Regions from separate parts of the Homo sapiens genome. Here all the other regions are linked to region 2. The links are chromatin loops, found by intact Hi-C in ENCODE. Cell type or tissue: heart left ventricle. All regions are shown on one strand. Each heading gives the region's core, and the rest is flanking DNA. Links, peaks and the distances in the headings are about the cores only.

What was found. Peaks named below come from ENCODE experiments on the same cell type or tissue, not always from the same donor. Only the 100,000 strongest peaks of a DNase experiment are listed, where the experiment ranks them.
Region 1: a loop joins it to region 2, with 4 times the contacts of the local background. A loop is called at or near these places in 8 of 110 quality-filtered maps.
Region 3: a loop joins it to region 2, with 2.1 times the contacts of the local background. A loop is called at or near these places in 6 of 110 quality-filtered maps.
Region 4: a loop joins it to region 2, with 2.9 times the contacts of the local background. A loop is called at or near these places in 3 of 110 quality-filtered maps.

What each region holds. Positions count from the first base shown.
Region 1 is chr11:15,325,047-15,330,519 of GRCh38, reverse strand. No RefSeq gene overlaps it. Among named protein-coding and RNA genes, the nearest start is that of INSC, 210 kb to the right of the region's middle. In heart left ventricle, for the core only: a CTCF peak has its summit at 2,632; a DNase peak (open chromatin) is centred at 2,599.
Region 2 is chr11:15,817,082-15,822,554 of GRCh38, reverse strand. No RefSeq gene overlaps it. Among named protein-coding and RNA genes, the nearest start is that of LINC02682, 91 kb to the left of the region's middle. In heart left ventricle, for the core only: CTCF peaks have their summits at 2,499 and 2,702; a DNase peak (open chromatin) is centred at 2,674; H3K27ac peaks cover 1,157 bases.
Region 3 is chr11:15,966,431-15,971,903 of GRCh38, reverse strand. It overlaps SOX6 (SRY-box transcription factor 6), which reads left to right. Exons shown (of 16, transcript NM_001367873.1): 16 at 1-5,455. It overlaps MIR6073 (microRNA 6073), which reads left to right and starts at 2,283; the gene lies at 2,283-2,371. In heart left ventricle, for the core only: no CTCF peak of the experiment used is centred there; a DNase peak (open chromatin) is centred at 2,357; H3K4me3 peaks cover 1,017 bases; H3K27ac peaks cover 3,642 bases.
Region 4 is chr11:15,669,556-15,675,028 of GRCh38, reverse strand. The region is part of intron 4 of LINC02751 (long intergenic non-protein coding RNA 2751); the gene reads right to left. Among named protein-coding and RNA genes, the nearest start is that of LINC02751, 120 kb to the right of the region's middle. In heart left ventricle, for the core only: no CTCF peak of the experiment used is centred there; no DNase peak of the experiment used is centred there.

The DNA.
Region 1 (5,473 bases), core at 341-5,340, 490 kb after region 2:
TTTTGAGACTGAGTCTTACTCTGTTTACTGGTTTACCAATTTTGGCTCCTGATTCCAACCCCAGTGTTCCTACTGAGCAATTCAGTTTCCCCAGTTCCTTCCTCCCTCATCCGAGGCTCCCCAAGAATTGACCTGCCATGTTGTTAGCTACTTGGTCACCTGCCTAGCTGGCTCTGCGCAATTCGGGATCAGATGGGTAGTCTAGATCCCAAAATGGCAGTGATTTGATTCATAATTGTCACTTATAACCCCTAAAGGTGTTGACTGCAAGATCCATGAAGGCATAGCAAGAGTTGACACTGTTCATCGAGGCTTCTGTAATGCCACACAGAATGGGTGCCCCAAAGATGATGGTTGGGTGAACGGATGGCTATAGATGTCCTGGATGCTCACTGCCAGTCTGGGATGGAGGGAGCCTCCACTGATGGAGGAATCATGGGGAGGAGTTTCAAGAAAGCTGCGGTCCAGCAAACAGTGCTTATCTTGAAGGCTTTATGCTGGCTGGGTTGAAGCAGCGCAGAGGCCCTTCCTTGGACCAGGTAGGACCCACTAGGTTGCCAGACTGGTTCATTAGTGGCCTGACATTGCACATCTGCAACTGGGTAACTTTTATTTTAACTATGGCCTCCCAGCCGTAATGAGGGCTCATAACTATGTTTTATATAACACAGATTATGCGTTGGCATAGAGCTCATAAAGGGGCACTGATTATGAACTATGCTGGGGAGTCTGGGGTACACCATCCTGCTACCCAGTACAGAACACCCATCCATGTGGGATGGATTTGAATCAAAAAAGGATGGGTAATTTGGGAGGGAAGGGTGCTGTGAGTGCAGGACTCCTGGCAGACCAGGAAGGGTTTCTGGGATATGTCTGTCTCCTAAACCATCCTGGTACCAACCTGTTAGAATTCAAGACAAACCTGGGGCCTGATGAGAACACTAGGTGCAGGAGAAAGTCATTTTTTATTTTCTTAAATGCTTTCTTACTCCTTCATATTTATATATACATGTGCAAACATATACAATATTTGATTTTGCTTTCATTGAACTTATTTTATAAAGGTGGCCACCCTTCATTCCTGGACTTGGTAATGGGACAATAAAGGATTTCAGAGGACTGGCATAAGGTCTGAATCGAGACTTGGATTTTAGCATCATACCCGCTATTTGCTAGCTGTTACTTTGAATCATATATAATACACCAACTCCTTGGATCTCAGTTTTCTCATTCATAATATGGGAGCATCCTCTCTCCCATTTGGGGCAGGGTTGTTGTAAGATTTAAAGTGTAACAGTAACAACATGTATTGAGACATTAGTGTTAGGCACTTTATGTGTGTTAATTCATTTAAGCCTATCAACAACTCTCCCTGGTAGGCACACATGACATCTCTGACTTTAAAATGTGGAATCAGAGAGGTTAGGAATTTGGCTGTAGGTCACAGAGCTAGACAGTGAGGGAGGCAGACTTCAAGCCCAGGTAGTCTGACTCCAGAACTAAAGAACCCAGCCCAGTCCTTAGAGCAGAGTAAACGCAAACAAATGGTGGGGCTCACCATCATTTTTACCAGCTGCATACCAGTTGCATGCCTAAATCTCTGTGACCATCATCAGGCCTTGGGTATAGCTCAAGGTCCTTATTAAAGGGATGGAGACATCATTGAGTTCCTTGAAAAGGCAGAGTTGAGGCCTGGTGCCCCTGAGGCCTGATCCCCTGGTTACTGAGGAGGCAGGTAGAGCCCCTCCCCAAAGGTAAGATGGAAGCAATGACAGCAGGAAAAGAACACAGGGTAGAAGACAGGAGATCTGGACTCTACTCCCAGGCTGTCACCTGCCTGCTATCCTCGAGGTTCTGCCTAGGGGATGACAGGGCCTGTCTGGGCTGGCTTTGGGATCAAGATGTGAGGAGTGAAGTGCAAGAGGGAGAAGCCAAGAAGCGCCCACTGAATGCAGGTGAGACTAAGTAATGGGTCCTCAGCCCCATCTTGCGGGGCTTGCTTCCTGGAGGTCACCCATCATATTCAGGTGGTCCAGCTCCTTGTCCTGAGGAAGCCACAAGGCTCAAACACTCAAACCTTGGTAGGCAGCGTCAGGGAGCCAGAGCTCTGGCCCAGCCCAGCAAGGGTCTATGGCATACCTGGTTAGAGCCCCCATCCAGCCTCGGTTTATCCCATGAGTAAAATGAGGGGGGTTGACTAAACAAATTTTAGTGCCTCTAACATCTTGAAAATTCCACGTCCCCAAGCCTAACTTCATCCACAGCCATATACAATATCCTTAGGGCAGAGCAATTTCATTTACGTCAAATGATTTCCCTGCACATAAATAGGAGTGAAACAAAGGCCTCCTTTCTCTGAATCGTTAGTGCTCATGCAGACACACACACACTCACACACATGCTCGTACACCCTCATAATGCTTCTACAGCCCACCCCCACCCAGTCATGCACAAAGGCACACACACACTGGCACACAGAGGCACAAACACCTGGACTCTCTAGGCTGCTCCTTCCCCCACCCCCACTCCTGCTCATTCCCCACCCCAACCCTCTTCCAACACCCTTGCTGGGAAGCAAAGAGGCCTTGCCTGCCACTGTGAGTTACCTAACCTGATGGGCTGGTGCCACCCCATGGTCAGGATCAGAAGTGCATCCTTGTTTCCAAGACCCAAAACGGATTGGGAAGGGTCCCAGGCCATTTGGTCCATCCCCCTTCTCCCTCTAAGAAGGCTGTATCCCAAGATGCCCTACACAGATTAGGTTGTCTAGGGTCTTTAAAGCCTTTCAAACAAGGGTTCCTCACATGATGCCCCTAGTTCTTTCCAAAGGTCAGAGAATTGCCACTGATACTCTGGACACCCTTGAGCTAGAGCTGAAAAATATTGGGTGCAAACTGTGTGCTCACATCATTCTAGACGCTTTAGCTGCAATATCTTTTTAATCTTCGTAACTGCTCTTTTCAGGGCACATATTGTCTTCATTTTAAAAAGCTACAGTCAAGAAGAAATGGCACTAAGATATGACCCCAGCTCTGTCTGACTCCAAAGTCAGTGTTCTTTTCAGTAGCCACTTGGCCATCCTGGACTTCAGCTTCGTCATTTGTACATGATTAGTTCCAATCATTCAATTTTTCATTCATTCCTTCAATGAGCATGTATTGATGCCAATCATTCAATCATTTATTCCTTCAGTGAGGTTTGATTGAGCACCTATTATGAACCAGTATCTTGTTAGGGGCTGAGAATTCAGCAAGCACCAAGGTGTGGCCCTTGCCTTAAGGAGCACCCCGTCTTCTAGAATCAGTGACCACTCATGTCCTCCTAGGTCCCTGATTCTATGACTTTTCTTTGCCAAGTAGGACAAAGGCCCTGAGGAGAGGCCAGGGCAAGAAAAGTGAACAAGTTCTAGTCCAGAGTGATAAGGCTCTCAGCCCACAGAGGAGAAGAGCAGTCATGTCCTTACCCAAGTGTCCCCTGGTCCACACCCTGCTAGTCTGGGATTGCCTCAAGCCTGCCCAGGGCTTAGACCCACTTGAGATGGAAGGGGAAGAAACTGTGGTTATCTGGCTTCTGAGCAGTTGTTTCTGGGGGTACTCCAGCCAGGTTAGAGCCAGAAGCAGGGAAGCATGTCAGAAGCTGGAAGATGAAGTGATGGAACGAAGCTGTAAAAATTGTGTTTCTTACTACTGCTCATGATTCTGACATTCACAGCCCCTGTTTCCTGATTCCAACCTGTGTTCCTAGTCATCTGTCTCTCCAACTGTTTCCTCACTGATTCACACTGCCCTGTGCTCACTTTCTATGTCCAAACACCCCAATGTTTGCCAGCTCCTAACCATCACTCTTTCTCTTAATAATTAATGGACAAAGAGATAGAAGAATGGAATCCTGGAATGGCAAGCACTGAAAGAAATCACCTAGTCCAAACCTTGTGGATGAGGAAAATAGGCCCAGAGAGGGATAGGGACTTGTCCATGGTCACACAGCCAGTGCGTAGTATAGTATAGTATAGTATAGTATAGTATAGTATAGTATAGTATAGTATAGTATAGCCAATAGTACAACTGGGCTTGGATTTCAGGTATCCCTCTCTAGTGTGAGGGATTTTTTTCCATTTTTCTTCTTTCCCATCCATTTGCAATTTGACACTGATGAGTCTACTTCAATCCCGAAACATCTTTCTATCCTTCTCCTCTCCACTTCCCCAATTCAACCCCTACTATAGCATAACCCCCTTGAAGATAGAAAATATCTTTCCTTTCTTCAAAATCTTAATTTCTACCACAAAAATTTGCATGTAAATGCTTAAGATTGGAGGGATGGATGGACAGATGAATGAAAGAATGGATGAAAAAATGGGCAAAAGCATAGATGGGTAAATTATCTTAATGTCTGCACTCCCACCTTACCTAATTTTCCTATCTCCAATTTCACTACAATTTGGCCTATCCTGCACAAGGATATTAGAGTGACTGTTTTTAAAAATAAAACTGAATCATTCTCTTGCATGTGCAAAAGCATTTGAAGACATTTCTATCATCTAATGGACAAGTCAAGACCAGGTGTCATACAATATTATCTAAGTGGGCCTGTTACATGCCATCCCAACCTCATATGCTACTAACCACACAAACACATAAACATACACACTCTAAACTCTTAGGAACACCTGATAAGTTGCCATGCCCTGAATAAAGCATACATGCCCTCATCTCTAGGACATTTTTGTGCCATTCCCCTATCTTCAGATTCTTTTCTTCCTAGTACTAGAGTCTGTTAAAGTCCTAACCTTTCATCAAAGTCCAATTCAAATGTCACCTCCATGAAGTCTTCCCCAGTTTTCATGATGAAATTGCAATGCTCAGAGCAGGTAGTCCTTCAGGCTTTGGTAAGCATGGCACACCTCATTCTGCTCCTTCTAGAAATGGCCTTTCAAGACCTTTATCCTGGACATTGTAGTTTATCATTGTGTGTCCATATCTTCTAACAGACTCTTGGCCACAGATCTGACACACAAAGTTAGTGCTTATTTGGCATTTGTTGAGTAGATGTTCTTCTTTCTGTTCCATATGCTTAAATTGCCCCTAACAGTTCAGCTATATTTCATTCTAAAACCACTTAAGTTACTTCCTAGACCATTATAAACAGGAGCCCCATGGGAGCTGGATACAGTGTTTCCAAAGAGCCACAGCTTTTAGGGCAGGGACAGGAAGGGATTGCAAAGCTAAAAGCAATGTGTAAGCCAAAGTAGATCTCTTAAGGAAGAATGAGGGCTCAAGGAAAAGAACTAGCTCTCCTGGGTGGAAGACCCAACAAGTCAAATTTTGAATCAACATAAAGATCTTTTTCATGATTAGAGGTGTACAGCAATAAAACAGTCAGCCTCAGCAGGCAGTGTATCTAAGCAGTGGCTGTAGACCAACCCTGAGGACAAATCTGAGGACATGGGTTATTGTAAAGGGAATCTCCTCAA
Region 2 (5,473 bases), core at 116-5,115:
TCAGTCACCTGAATGGATGCAACTATTCATTCAATCATTTATTCATTTAATAAATGTTTATTTGGGACCAATTATGGGCCATGCATGGTGTTATGGATGGGGGATATAAGAATAAATAAAATAATAAATGAAATATATGTATTTATTTAATCCTCCTTATATGCCACCACCACAGTGAGCACTTGCATTGTATTATCCATTGCATTTCATCAACTGAAACAAACCTATAGCTCAGCACTATTATTTATTCCAGTTTTAACAGATGAGGAAACTGAAGCTTAGTTAGGTCACTTGCCCGAGGTCACACAGTCTCCAAGAAGTGGAACCAGCATTCAAATCAAGAGCTTACATACAGTTAATTAACCCCAATGCCAAGGGGAAGACAGAAGCCCAAATAATGTGTTAAATTCCCAAGGGATCTTGTGGGGGATATATGGCGTAGGGGAAATTGAGACGGTGGTTATTGATTCTGTTAGTAAATGTTTGAAAGAAAAATTGTCATTTGAGCTGGATCTTGTTAAATATGGAGAAAAATAACAGGTTTTGAGAAGGAAGTATATTCATATCAGAGAGAAGAGCTTGAGCAAAAATATGAAGATGAATGACCATGGTGACTGTTCCTGGAGATCCCCCCCACTTTTGGAATATCTGAAGAATCCAGTTCAGCGGGGCAGCAGCAGGGAAAAGGATGATGAGAAAGGCTATATTTGTCAAGCTAAGGAGTTTGAACTTGACCTTGCAGGCAAGGGGAGCCAACTGAGGTTTTCCAGCCTAGAGGCAACATGTCTATATTTGTGTATATGTGTTTTAGAATTATCTTGTAGGCAGCCTGTGTCAGGGGATATTTAAAAGGGAGAGACCAGATGTACAGAAACTTGTTGGGGGATGCCTTTGTAAACTGTAGGCAGAAAAATAAAGAGAACTTGAGCAATCCATTCCCTACCCCATTAGTCATTAGGAAGTAGTCCTAATGAAGTTCTACTTTTCTAGAGTTATGGCTATGGTTGGAAAGGTTATGTAATATTAATAAAGAGAGCTTTGGCATTAGATGCTCCTGTCTTCAAATCCTGGCTCTACCATTTACTAGCAATGTGTGATTAATAAACCTCACTTTTCTCATATATATACTAGTAATAAGACCTAATTCATAAGATATTGGGAGGATTAAGTGTAGTAATTTGTATACAGTGTCTGGCAAAAAAGAAATCAGTAAATAGTAGTTCCCATCCTCACTCCTTCATGCTAAGAAATGAAAAACTGGTGGCCACAGATCACTTATAGGACCTGCCACATACTGACAATTTTCAAGATTCAATAGAAATATTTAGCCTTTGACTCCATAATGTTTTTTAGTCTATTAGTTAAATAAATTGATTGATTAAGTTTAGTAATATTTCTACCACTTTAGCTATATTAGTCAGAATAGACTAAGGTGTGCTGCAGTAACAAATTAACTCTGGAATCTTAATAGCTTAATAACATGAAGGTTTATTTTACAATATCAACATCAGTCATCAGAGGGGGTTTTACTTCACGTAGTCTCTCAGGGATCCAAGCTGACAAAGATCACACTATCTTGTAACTGCACAATCTGAAATGCAAGGTCTCCAAGAGCTCTGCAGAAAAGGAAGAGAGACAGAGAAGGTACACAGGAGTTTAATGGCCTTGAATCAGAAGTGACACCTGTCACTCCCACTCAGGGTCACTTGTTCTAAACTAGATACATGGCGCAAGCCTTGCAAGAAAGCCTGAGAAATATAAGAGTGCCTGGGATATGTGCTGAGCACTATTTACTCTGCTACACTAGCTATAACCTATAAAAATTGTAAAAAATGTAAAAAAGTGTATTTTCCTTTGGTTTAAGTGTCAAGTTATCCTCGACAAATGAATTTGTTCTTCCTCATGTTAGTTCTCATCACAATTCTCTGCTTCAGAGTCACTCATCATGAAAGATCTCCCACACTCCTTTCAGTAAATGACTCTAATAGTAGGAAGTCTGTCTGAGAGACCTTCCAGGTCAAACTTTGTATGGAAGTTCCATATCCTAAATTGGTAAGTGACCCACTAAAGCATACAATTTTGTTTTGACTCTCGCTGCTTTAACAAGAGAGTGACAAGAAAGCTTCTATGAGTGCTAGGCTTGGAGTGGGTTAGAGCACAGATGATTGGCTCATGGAAGATATTACCCCCTATACATGAATTCTGAGGGTGGGTAGCCCTCTTATATTCTAAAACACTAACTTTCCAATTTTGGATCTGACACATGTCATACCAGAATCATGTATGACACATAGAAAATACACATATTTTCACACATCCTTATCTTAGCTGTTCTGAATCTGTGAAAGAGGACCTAGGAATCATTAGCAATGCTTAGTCTTGCTTTGAGATCAGGCCCAGACAAACTTGATTATTAATCTGAATATTATGGTTCATTCATGGGCACAACATCTCTGGGGCTGGGCAGGAATAAGGTGGAAACGTCTATGTGTGATTGCAAAGACTGAGTTTGAGGATTCAGTAAGGAGCAAACCCCTGGATCAAGTGTGACCCTGTGGGTGTGGAGTCAAGCAGGGTTCACCCTCCCTCAGAGGATCATATTGGCCTGTGCCAGAGACTGAGACAAGCCAAACATTGTTCTGCGTGCACCAGCCCTGCCAGCAGCAGGGAAGTGGGCCAGTGCTCTACAGCGGCACCGTGTGGCAGGGAAAAGCTTTGCCAGCAAGATCGGAAGCTGAAGAGCAGACAGCAGCGCTCTTGCTCAGAAGTGATCCCGTAGGCTCCTTTTTGATTGTACAAATCTTCAAGATTCTTGGAAAAATAGAGAGTGGAGTGCTCGAGGGTATGATGCTGGTTGAGTTACCTGTTTAGTTGCTAGAAGCTCTAGACTATTTGAAATGAAGTTTGGAGAAATAAAAGACATATCAAGAGACCCTGCACTAAGAGTTGTGGAAAAGTTTATACTGTTATGTCCAGATGGGAAAGTTGAGGCCCACGTAGAAGACTTTCCTAAGTTAAGACAGTGAAGAGTGGCAGAGATAGCTTCATACCCAAATTTCCTTACTCCTAGTTCAGTGCTCTTTCTGTGGAAACATAAGATGCTCACTGCAAAATCTCAAAGGTCTGGAAAGTCTCAAAATAGAATTCTTTTCCTCTTTTCTTCCCCAGTACCTCAATCATCTTGCTTCTCTTTCTACCTTCCTCCCCTTTGTTTTGTTGCATCTGATTCAAGTAGGCTACCCTGGATCTGGACAGGAATAGAGATGGGAAGGAGAAAGGTAAAGAATATACCAGGGCAATCTAGGGAAGTCTGTAGGGCAAAAGTAAAGCAATGATGTCAAAGGTGCCAAACTGATGTAGAGGAACTCATTTGGTATATCCAAGGCCACTACTCAAGTCTGGCCCCACAGGCTTACTTAAATCATCAGAGTCAATTCTTAGTTCAATACCAATTTTGTTTACACAGTTCATACTTCTCCTTTTCAGACATGGGAGACTATGTACACGGAGTTAGATGTGAATGGCATGCGAAATTATTTCACCCCTATGGGCCTAATTCTGTTATCTATAAAATGGATATACTGTCTCATGAGAGTAAGCAAAACAATATAATAGTTATGCCTCTTACAGGGCCTGACATATAGTAGAAACTTAAATAATCCTTGGTTTCCTTCTCCTTTTTCAGGGTTACCCTTACTGAAGAGAAGCGCTGAAACAGGAAGAATCCAGGAATCAGAAACCCCAGGACTGTAGTTGCACTCTTGCCAGCCCACCTGGGTGCTTGGCGGATGTCTCAGTACTTGAAATAGCTAATTCTGAAAGTCAGATACTATGATAAAGAAACGTGGGAGGAAAAAACCATTGACCTATTTTCCGGAGAAAGGAAATATTCTGCCAAAACAAAGATGTTTCCAGAGAGTGGGTTGGTTTTGATAAATAATTAACTTGGGTTGATTTCATTGTGTCTGGAGGAGTAATTACAACAGCATGTTCACGCCCCTGGAGTTCTGTTGTTGTCACATTTTCCACGATAACATCTTTGAAAAAAATGTGTTCAGAAACTTGGCTATAAAATAGTGCTCTGGTCTACAGAATGCCAGAAAACTTTCACAGTTTATGGGCAGTGTTTTTAATTGCATCAGAAGATGCCCTATTGTTTCCAACTGGCCTCAATTAAACCAAGGTAAATGAAGTTGTATTGCCTTGGGAGGTATTTCATGGCCACCAAAGTAGAACGCCCCTCCTGTTGTCCTGTTGAGAATATTGCTCCACTCAACAGTTACTGAGCATCCTGTCACCTGACAAATGTCTTTCTCTGTGCCAGGTGCTGGGCTGGTTGGGTTGGCTACAGCAGGAGCTTTCTTCTAATGTTGAGCCTACATTCTAACTAAAGAGATGAGACATTATGATGTAGGAGAAAAAGTGATGAACTTAAGATACCGATTCAAATTCAAGCTCTTCCACTTATAAAATCTAAGGGTTTCATTTTCCGCTTTTGTGAATAGATAATTAGATTCGAAGGTAAATAGATTTGAATTCTTAGCCCAACTCTGGAAGCAGTGGCTGCTGTATTGAGTAGCATCATGAGGTCATGTTGATGTTTGGTGAGGAAGAGTATTATGAGAGCACAAGAATGTTTAAATTCTTCTACATGAGACCCTGAGAGGTAGAGATGGGAAGAAGATGGAAGAGGGAGAAGCATGACAGAGGATCCCAAAAGATGGTATGGCAGAAACAATGCTGTGTTCTCATCAAATATAATTTTCCTTTTGGGACCACTTATAGCTACATTTCCCAGCTTCCTCTACAGTTGGATGGGGCCATGTGACCAAGTCTGGCCAATAGAGTTGGGTAGAAATTATGTGTGCCACTTTATGGGTTGGCCCCTGAAACATCCTGTGTGGTTCTCCATACCCAATTCTCCATGCTTGTTTTCTTGTCTCACAGCTGGATGCAGAAGATTCAGAGGTGAACTCCAATATAGAACCACTAGAGAGGAGACTGGATTCCTGGAACACTGCATAAGACTTTCCTCTAAATACCCAACTGGACTGCCACTGGGATTTTGAGGTTGTTTGTTATAATGTTTAGCCTCCTCTGCCTAAAAGACTATGGGAAGCAGAAAATGATACAAAAAGTGGTCAGAGGACACCCCTAATGGTGGAATGGTAAAGGTCATTTTTGGTATGGACATGCCTAAAGTACCTAAGTCCCCTGAGAATTTGCCATAGACTCATGCAAGACGTAAAATGAGATTTTGACTCATTTTTGTCTAGACGCTAAGGGAGCAGAGAGACTCCAGCTGATCTCAGGGTTACTGGGACTGAAGGTCTCAAAACAAACCAGCAATCTCGACGACACTGAAGCATAAACCTCCCTGAGGGCCTTGCCTGACTCTCAGCCTGGCCCCCATTTGCCACCATTCTCTCTGTCTTTCTCTGATTTTTCAAGACCATCCAGACCACAAGAATGC
Region 3 (5,473 bases), core at 315-5,314, 150 kb before region 2:
CTGACATTCAGTCTTAACACATTTTATCTTAAATAATTTATTCATTCCAGAATGTCAAGGGTCCACTTGCTATTTATTTTTTTTCAATTGTTGGTGGCATTAATTTAATAATTCTTGTTTTTCACCTTCCTTCCCCGAAGAACTTTTCCGTCCTTTTCACCTCCTTCTCCTGTGTACATAGTGATTTTATGTCCCCAGAACGCCTGGAAGCATTTCTGAAACCAAGATATTATTAAAAACCTATTATTGTTTTTAATCATGAGTATGTATCTGGCTGCAGGGCTGTGTATTGGGATATAGGTATATAGTCTTACACTTAAACAGGTATGCCCCTGAGGTTCACTGTGACCTCAAGTCTTTTGCCAGAATTTTCCCCTAATTCAGTTCACAAGTGGTAGGGTCTGCATCAGTGGCATTTCCCCCTGAATTCCATTCAGCAGCAAGGTTCAACAGTGGTGACTGCCAGGCAGGAGAGTCCTGCGGCCAAACCTGAAGCCCAAGGCTCGTGGGCCATGCAGGAATCTCAGTGAAGCTGTCATGGGCTGGCACCTTTACACTGAGTTGCCTTGTCCCAGCTGGCACATCTAGGGAGTTCATTGCAAAATCCCCAGGATGCAAAAAGCCACATGACAGCCTCAGAGCAAAGATGGTGGCAAATAGTCATGATACATCTAGAGAATGAAAGAAAACTGTAAGGGAGGAGAAGGAGGGGAATACATTCCCTATATGGGATGTTCCTACTGTTAACTCTGGGGAACAGATAGCTCCGGGGGCAGCAGATGAGTTCCTCTGGCTGACTCTATCTGTAGCCACATGGGGACCTGCCTACGTGTGAACAAAATGAACTGCACTTATCACACAAGGATTTCTTTGAAGACATGCTACTGGGGTGGGAAGCAGTGAGGTTTTATTCCCCATCTCCTAACTACAGGGAGCTCTGCCATGTCATTTTGGCCTTCCTGAAACTAGGACAGGTTGTCTATCGGGGGGCTTCCCCCAGAGAGGTTTAGTGGGAGAATGTCAGTGAATGGGATAGTTCACCTCATGGGACAACCCAGAATCTGATCACCAGGACATAGGAATGGCCCCATCAGATTTCTTGAGCCATTTTGTCACTTGGAAGAAAATAGTGTACCTTTGTATTTATTTAAGAGTGCTCAAGGCCTAATAGCAATAAACAGGTCTAGCCAAGAAATTACAAGCTATTCTGTTAGCTGGGAGTGCTCTCTATAAGCTGATTAAGGTACTGATAGGAACTCTTTGTTATTCATGTTGGTTGGGGATTAGAAATTTGTTTTTGTACATTTATTTCAAATGAGGAGGAGGTCATTTTTTCTCTCAAAAAATGAGTATTTATTATTGTCTTACTGATTTCTTTGATTATATACCTCTCCTCCTCAGTTCACTCTTGTTTTTTTTCTTTCTCTTTGGCTTTTGCTTTTGCTCTCTCTCACTTCTTTCTTATTTTGTTGCATTGGTAGAGTGTTGTATGGCTAGCATTGTATTGTATGTAATTAATTTTGCACAAAAGCAAACATTTAGCATAGTAGGTTAATTTTGTTTGTTTTTATGACCATGCCAAAATAATATTCTGGGCTGGTGGAGAACAAAGGACTGTTCTTTAGGACTGAAACTTGATTTTGCTCATAGTAAGTAAAAAAAAACAAAAAACACACACACTCACAGATGTTGTTTCGTAAGTGTTATAAGCACTGGATATAAATGGTATTTTTTATCACTTCTGACTAATGTGAAACTGTTGTACGAAAACTACATGAACAAAAGTCATCTGTTTCGACTCGTGTGGGCTTGCCTCACAGTTGCCGGATTTGAGTCATTTTTATGTCTTGTTATTTCATTTATTTATGCAAAATACATGTGTGTATGAACACTTTGTTTTAGCTCCAGCTCTGCCTCAGTACTGGGGTTCATTTACTTTTAGCCATGTTCTTAAAAATGAAAGGCTATTCAGGAATGATCTGATTGTAAACGTCTTTTTCATTGGATCAAACAGTAATGCTGTATTTGAATCTAAATTTTGTGTATAAGCAGTTTATTTATTAGCCAAGTTTGGCTCTAAATATCCATGGAAATTAAGAATGACAATCATAGGGATCAATTCATTTTATTTTCAGTGGGGCTTAAACAAAGTTTATATGACTTTACCATCTCATTTTAGATTTTTCTAATTGTGTAAATATAACATAGAAATAGAATTTATTTTTGGTTCATGAATACTTAGTGAGATATAAGTTATGTATTTCCTTTTTGTTCTCTATCCATAGATGTTGGTCCAAACTGAAAGTTGATGAGTCACTGTGCCTCTCGGGGTAGTGAGTTATCAGCTACAGTGAGAGAGCAGTGTTTGGCCTGCAGCTGGGACAGCAAAACGTTTCACCAGGGTTCTCATGCAGTTCAGAACCCACTGTCCACAGATCCAGACATTTCCCTTTTTTCTTACAGAAAGTTGATGATTGGACATACTAAATTTCCACTACAGTTAGGAGACAGTCAGTTTGCTTTGGGAGTCTACATAAATCTTCTAAGATAGTTCTGTGACCATTTAATAGCAAGAAGCATGAATGCCACTACAAAGGCAAAAATCCACCTCTGAGATCGGCCGTTAATAAACGTCCCGTCATGTCAGTTTAGATTCAAGAATGTTAAGCAACTTTGTTTTTGCGGTGCTCCCTATTTCATAGTATCTTCAAATCAAAAATAAAAATTATCTCCATTTTGTTAAAGAACTTACAGGGTCAGGGTTCTCCTTGTCACTTAGAATTGGGACACTGCCAGGCAATCCTCTCCCAAAAAAAAAAAAAAAAAAAAATAGCCATATGGAATGGAAGGAAAAGGAGAAAAGAAGGAAGAAAGGAAAAAAGTAGGAAGGGAGAGAGAAAAAAAAGGTCGCTTTGCGGATACGAGCCGCTAGGCTGACAACTTTTCTATTTCATTGGCAGATATGAAGCAGTGTCTTTTCCAGTAAGGTACGGAAGCTTTGTTGTTTTCATGTGTACCCAGCTCAGCCTTTTAGAAGCACCTCGGTTTGCTTCATTAGGTATTTGATACTCTCCAGCCTTGTCCTCAGGCCTGATTTGATTTGCCAGGGTCCTGACACCAAAGCCCAGGCCAAGTTCTAAATTCAGGTGTGGGCTCACAGTGCTATTGAGCTTGTCGAATTCTGGCCTCCCCTGAACATTAGCCCCACGGGAGCCTGAGGGTGTTTGAAAAGGGCGTGATCACTCTAGGGCTGAAATTAAAGGCTGCTTTCTTTTCCTTCTGAAGCCAGGCTGCTTCTTCGGAGTACACCCTCCTGAGCCAGGAGCACAAGCACTAGCAGAAAGCAGGGATTGTTTCAGGAAAGCCCATTTACCCTCAGTAGGAAGGCAGCCTGGTCACTTGAACAGCACAGCTGAGGCTGCTTCTCTCAATTTACTCATTTTGCAAAGAATTGACCTCTACCAACTCATTAGGGAGAGGAAAAAGAATCACTTAGTAATTTTAAATCATATGAGAAGTCCTGTACCAAGTGCCAACAACTGCAAAGAAATGCAGCTAGAGGAATGTATTGAAATTACTACTGGGTCTTCCTTTTTAATGAGAAAATGACAAAAATGGTTGCTGTAGCCCTGCCTGATTTTGTACACGTTTGTCTAAGAATTGAGTTGGCACTTAAGCTCACTTCTCAAAGTATAATAATATTGTATGACCTCATTTGTCCTTTCACAAAAGCACTTGCATCATTTCCTTAAGTCATCTGCTCCCTGACATGTTTTCTTCCCTAATAAACAACTTCTGTCTGTTATTCCTGCCAATGATGTTCTGTTTCTGATGCCATATCCTATTGAGCGTGCCCCTGTACTAATATCATTGAAAATATTGATATGCAAACACATTTCCTTTTCATCCCCATTCTATCTTTCCCTTTGGGGACAGATTGCTTTCCAAAAGCTCATGAACAAATATTTGGAATGCTGGTACCTTTGGGGCAGAGGTAAGGGTGGGCGGGGTGGGGGCAGAAAGGTAATGCTTAATGCAGATAACTCTTCTAATCAGTGTCCATGGCAATATGAACGCTTGAAGAAAACTCAGTGACATATCTTGCTCAGTAGTTTCTTATTCCTGAAGAACCACAAGCATAAAGTGAGGCCTCAGTGCTGGTGCTCTTGGAGTATGGGGAATGTGCAAATATTTAACTGTTTTGTATGCTGCACATTGCAGGTCTGCTCATGTGCATTCTCCCTTTGTCTTCCTTTGTCATATGTGTTTTTGCTTTTTTGAAAGTGCAGTCTTTATTGTACCCTCCTCCAGCTTGTAGCAAATTAGAATGCTTAGCATTTATGTTCATTCATTATTGTATTTGCCATGTAAAATTTTTATTACCTTAGACAAGCTTATAAGCTGTTACTACATAACTTATCTTACTGTAACTCTTTTATTTCCCCCGACGTTGTAATTTGTTTGTGATGTATATTGTGAAATTGTATTCTATGTTAATTTAATCAGCACAATTCACTGACATGCTGGACTGACATGCTGGCTGCTGTTTCAAAGTGTAAAGTTTGTGTAGGGCTGTTGGGACAACTGCAACTCTGTTGTCAAGGTACTGTGCTTTGGTTCCTATAGCAACACTGGGTGTGGCCCTTGAATTGCTAAGGGCATTTAATACATCCTGGAGCAAATTTTAACTGCAGATTTTCTTTGTAGAAATTCTATGTATAATGCAGGTACCTACTTGGCCCATGGCTGGTAACTATTTGGGCAATTAGAAAAAAAGAAAAAAACATAAAAACTAGTGTCTATTGCTGCTTTGAATATGTTTGAAAGTCTGAAAATGTAAATAGTTTATCAAAAAAAAATCTTGTACAGTCCAGTGTAAAGTTTTTAAATGACCTTAAGGGTTGCCATCACATCTTTCTCACACTCTCCTCTTGATAATAATAATAATAAAAAGTTTGCTAAGGATTAAAGAAATGGGAAAAATAAAAAAAATCTCTTCAAATTTACAGGAATGAATCATTGTTCTTAGCTTTGTTGCATACACAAACTTCTTGGATTTTGTTGTGCAGTATTGACGTGAGATAAAGCTCAACATTGAATAATCTTTCAGTGGTACTTTTCAAAGTCTTCCCCTCCTCTGCCTCATAATTAAGGGAAAAGACAAAATTGAAAGACACACTGTCTTTATCTATCCTGGTGTATGTTGGCACCTTAGCTACTTTTTTTTTTTCCTTTTTGCACAAGGTGCTTTCCTGATATGTTCAACATGCCATCTTTGGGTGATAATGTATATGCCGTGATGGGGCTCAGGCCCCTTAGGGGAGTGTCTATAAGAACTGCCTATTTATGCTCATTTACCTCAAGACTGTCCTCTCTACCCTAATCTAGTTGTCATCACTCCATCTTTTGTACTGCTGTTGACACTTACAAATTAAAGATAAATTTTGTTTTATGACCTCTGTGTATGGCCTTG
Region 4 (5,473 bases), core at 249-5,248, 150 kb after region 2:
TCTTTCTACTCCCCCTCCTCGCATCAGTCTGAATCATAACCACTGCACATCTGCTGCTTCACAGAGTTGCAGTGGGAGCCACACTGTGCAAAAGGCATACCAGGCAGCTTTCAACCTCTTTGGGTAACCACAGGCTGGAGCCTTAATACACAGCTCTGGGGAGTCCTTGAAGGCATCTTTCCATTTGAGATAAAGATGATGAACTCAGCCCTATAAGTAAAGTCTTAATGGGAATCATGAGGGTCACAACACCAAAAAATATTATCAATGACCCCAAGGTATTTTATGGCTAAATAAGAGCTGAAAGGATAGGATGAGGAGGAGAAACAGGTGCATGTGTGGTCCCTGTCTTGACTAATAAGTTAACTGGACTATAGAAAAGTAACTTGATGAAGACTGAGCACTATTCCTCTAGTTTCTGGATAATGATACACACTTAGAGATTATTGGAAACAGAAGGGTCAGAAACATCCTTATTCTGGGCTTAAGTCAGACACTATTAGCCAAACATGGCACTCTTCCCTTTTGAGCCTATTCATAGCCTCCGAACACTCCTCAACAGAACTGTCAGAGATGAAGCTGAGAAGAAAGTTGTCATCCTGGATCCAGACCAATACTTTAGCAAGAGAGAGGCAAAATTGGGATGAGAATCTAAATCTTCTAATCCCTAGTTCTTTGCTCTTTTACTTGCATCACATTGTCTTTCTGTTTCTAAAACTCATAAATAATGGTGCTAATCCCACATGTTGGTAGGCACTTTACAGCTTCCAAAGGAATTGAGGACAGTTTCCATCTATTTTTTATCAGAGATGTGCAGGGAAGACAAGGAAGCTCTAATCCAAATGGTGGAAACACTTATGATGGCTTTTGGTCCCCGGAAGACTTTCTGAAGCGTTGAAGAAGATACAAACCCTCTTCAGTGAGAGATACATTTCATGTGCTTATATAACTTTCACCACCCATATTGGACTTAATTTTTTATGTGTCAGTGCATACTTAGAAATGTAAGTGCATGTGTGTGCCCATGAGCATGCATGGCTTTGTATGTGCATCAGATCCATGACTCTTGCCCAGTGTGACATGTGCAGGTATCACGTCAACATGCATATTTTACATGGTGATCTATGTGAATACCACCAGCAGCATATGAGAGTACATATGCTGGTGTCTACACACATATGCCTGTGAGAATATGTGGATTTGACTCACAGTGCTTGTCTCCAAAGCTATGGGTATAGGAAATATTGTGGCAGATGCCACCATGTTGCTTCTTGGCTGATTCCCCAGCCCTCATTAACACCCACAACTGCTCTACATTCTTCCTATCACTAGGCTGTCCCAGTATCTGGATGCCTGCCAATTAGAAGCTGAAACTCCTGACAGTATCCTGGCAATCTGCATGTCTGTCCCTGTCAGCCATGTGGAGAGCCAGGAATCCTCTCAGGGTCAGCAGGAGGGAATTCACAGAGTTTAGTCACTCCACATCTTAAGTGCCTCTTCAGCTGGGCCCTTTATTTGGCACCTTAGGCATCAGACTCCTGTGCCTATCTCAGCCCTACAGTGAGCCTGTACTAAGGAGAGGCTGAGCCATGGATGTCAGGCCAGCATGTGCCAAACTTGTCCTGGAGCCTGGGCCCCAATACAGACAGATGTGACCCTGGTGATAGGCCTTTCTTGCATTGGAGTAGCTAAGGAGGAATTTCTTAATCCAAAGGGCCTTTCCTCCCACTATGATTTCCAGTGCCTAATACATAGTTCTCAATATATATGTCGTAAATTACTGAGTGACTTGCTGAAAATATATAGATAACATAAGCTGAGATAAAAGATGTGGCAACATTTAGGAACAGGGGCTGTTCTCTGATGTGCATGTTCTACTTGAGGCTGATAGAGTTGGATTTAAATATGACCTGCTGTTTCATTCAGTTTAGCCTTGATTAAGCACCTTTTATGTGTCAAACACTGTGCCAGATACTCAAGAAGGGGTCCTTCCCCCGCAAAGAATGTCACAGTGTTTGGGGTTGGAGTGATGCCTAGCAAAGCACCCCAGAGTCGATGGCTTACACAACAGAAATGTATTTTCTCACAGTTCTTGAGGCTGGAAGGTTGAGACTAAGGTGACAGTAGGATTGGTTTATACCGAGGGCCCTGAGGAAAGTGTCTGCTCCAGGCCTCTCTCCTTGATTTGAAGATGGGGTCTTCTCCCTGTGACTCCACAGCATCTTCTGTGCCTGTCTGTGTTTAAATTTCCTCTTCTTATAAAAACATCTGTCAGATTGGATTAGGACCAAGCCTAATGACCTCATTTTAACTTAATTATCTCTTAAAGACAGTGTCCCCAAGTCTGGGGACTTCAACATAGGAATTTGAGAGGGGGACACAATTCAGCCCATTATATAGCCCAGGCCTGTATTATGAGAGATACATTTCATGTGTTCATGTCTTTACTAAACTTCACTTTCTTCATGAAGACTTTTGAGCTTTCTTGGATAGAATTTGATATTCTCTCCTTGGAGCTACTGCTTGGACAACTGCTTTTCTGAATTTGTAGTAGTAGTTATGTGTTTAGACAAGTATCTTCCTTACCAGTCCAAGAACTTCCAAGGAGGCTGCAGGAGCTCAATACTCTATTTCTAATACCTGGGGTAAACTTGGCATCTAGGAGTAAAGGAGAGCTCTGTTGTATGGGTGCATAGATAGATGGATGGAACTGATAAAAGCTGAAAAAGTAAAGACAATACCCAGGGAACACTTCTGGAGGATTCCATGGCACCAGTGATGAGAATAAGGGGGCAACAGAGAGAACAGTTTGACAGGCCTTCTCAGAGAGATCCCCTGTACCAGAATTGGTCCACAAAGTTAATCCTGATGCGCAAAGAAGTCAATAAGAAAAAAGTGTCCCCATACCAGAGATAACTCCACCAATTGAGGTTGCATTGTTCTGGACTTCTCTAGCTTCAGCAGGAGGATTGGTCTGATGGGTCCATGACTGCTGAGGTCACCTGCCAGAATATCTCTCATCCTGTCCCAGCCCTAGCCTGCCTGTTGCCATGTTCCTTTCCTGGAACCAGTACGGGGGCAGCCCAACAAGGGTTTTTACATTTTAAAAACCAGTAAAAAGTTGAAAATAGTCACTGATGCTCCTCCCCCTGGAATGAAGCCCTAAATGTGTGAGGATTGTTACTGAGTGGTAGCCGCCTTTCCCACACCCCTTGTCCAGAACACTTCTCTGGTACAGCCAGGCTACCCAGTGACTCAATGGCTCTACTCCCCTACATTTCTGGGGTTGCTCTCCTCACTTTGCCTCCTCCCCAGAAGGTCCCAGGACCTAGGACAGAAGTCCTGTATATACCCCACCACATCATGGGGCTAGTTTTCTTAGACTCTTGCCAGCCTTATCACAGAAGGCCTGGACTTCTTTCATGCCTGTTGCCTTCCTTCTGGCTGAAATTCCCAGAAACACCAGGCTTGGTACCCAATGCCATTCAATGCTCTCTATTCTACCCTTCTGAAGCTGCACCCTCATCCCTCATCCTGATGACTTCCTGCTGGGATGCCTGGCCCCAAATGGAACTGGAGCTGCTTCTTTCTGGTTAGGACACCTCCTGTGATTGCTTACTCCCTGAAAAGGTCCTGCTCCAGTTCTTCCTGCACACCTTCCCCTTGACCTGGGGCTCTCTGGGCCTGCTGAAGCCTGGGCTCAGTGGAAGGAGTGGATTGACAGTCATGGAGTGTGACTTCAGGTGGCCCTGAAGTGTAGTGGCACCAGGAGCACCCTGGCACTGCTCTCAGCCCTGCCTAGGGACCTCCCTAGCAAATAGAACCCTGGCTCAGACAAAAGCCATTAGAAATCATGACGACATCCATACCTTGCCATGTCCCTGGCATAAAGGGCCTGGCTAAATACCTTTGCAAAGCTTGTATTGTGCTGCATCCTGCGCTGCCTTCCCGACCATCCCTGCACTATCAAATCTTTCTAGGGCCCTTTGTTGTGAAACCAAATATAGCACTACATTGTCTGGCCTTCCACCCATTCTGGCTGGATAAAGAGGCTCGGTCCCCAGACTGGGGGCACACAGCTTCAGGCGGCCTCTCAATGCTATCTCACCACCACAGCCCACGCCGGGAGCCTGCGGCTCCCCCACCCACCCTCTCTGCTCCTGGGCCGGCGGCTGCTCCATTGATATGGTGTGTATTCTTTTCCATAGGTTCCCACGAGCATGTCACTAACCATTTCCTGGGCCTTATCACTGGGAGGAAAAAAAGGAGCGCCTTTGAAAAGTGGAAACAAAACATCAAGCCCCATTGTTGTGTGACTTCCCTGCCCACAATCTGGGCTCTCCATCACTCGACACGCAGAGACTACAAACATGGCCTAATACAGATACTCCAATCGGCAATTTGAAGAGGATATTTATTGTTCTGTATCTGCAATCTCTGCTCTGTGTGTTTGTGTCTTTTAACTCATCCTTTTCATTCCTCTCTGTTGACTCAGAACAAGTCAAAAGCCTCTAACGGCCATAGTCACTGGAAAAGGCAACTGAGTCAATTTGCAAACTTTGATGTGCCTTCTTGTTCATTGGGAACTCACAGTGGAGAGAGCCTTGTTCACCAAGCTCACTTTGTCCTTTTTCACCCTCTTATCTTCTTCACATTTTTTTTAAACTTTTTCTCTTTCTTCCATTCTGTCTCAGTCTTTCCCTCTCTGATCCATTTGTTAACTCTCACTCCTTACCTAAATGATCAAGTAGAAGAGGGCACTTCTGGTTAATTTCTCAGAATGAATGAGAGGGGACAGAGGACTTTATTTATATTGCCATAAGGAGCCTACATTGAGGGAGGCTTCCCAGGGGCAGCACCTGAAGGAGCAAAACCTTCCCAAGCCAGTATCATTGTCTCTCTTGGGCTGGACCTGTCAGTGAATTTCTATATCCTTCCAGCATAGTGATCTTATCAAAGATAAGATGCACATGATTCTGGACTATTATATATGAGAACCTTCAGAGGTGAACTAGTCAAAGCCCTTATTTTTATGGAGGAAGAGGCAGCAGACGCTCTGAGAGTGAAGTGACTGGTTCAACACCATACAGTGACTTGGTGATTGCCAGGACTAGAAGCCAGGTCTACCCAGCTTCCTGACCATTGCCAGGAAATGCTGTGCCCTAGCTGTGTCTCAAGATCTCTCTGAGAGTCTTTGTGATACATTCCCATTTTAGGTGTCTATCTAAGATGGGGACTTAAAAGTCATCCATTGGTCCCACCTTAGGGACCACTAAGGAGCATTTCCTAGCATAGCACAAAGTGGCTAAGAGCACAGACTTTGCATACAGAAAACCCAGGCTAGAATCTTGGCTCTGCCATTTATTAGCTGTGTGACCCTGGGTAAGTCACTAAACCCTGCTATGTCCCACATTCTTTACTTGCACAAGTAGAACTTGCCTCCTAGAGTCTTTGAGAATTAAGTGCTTTCAAT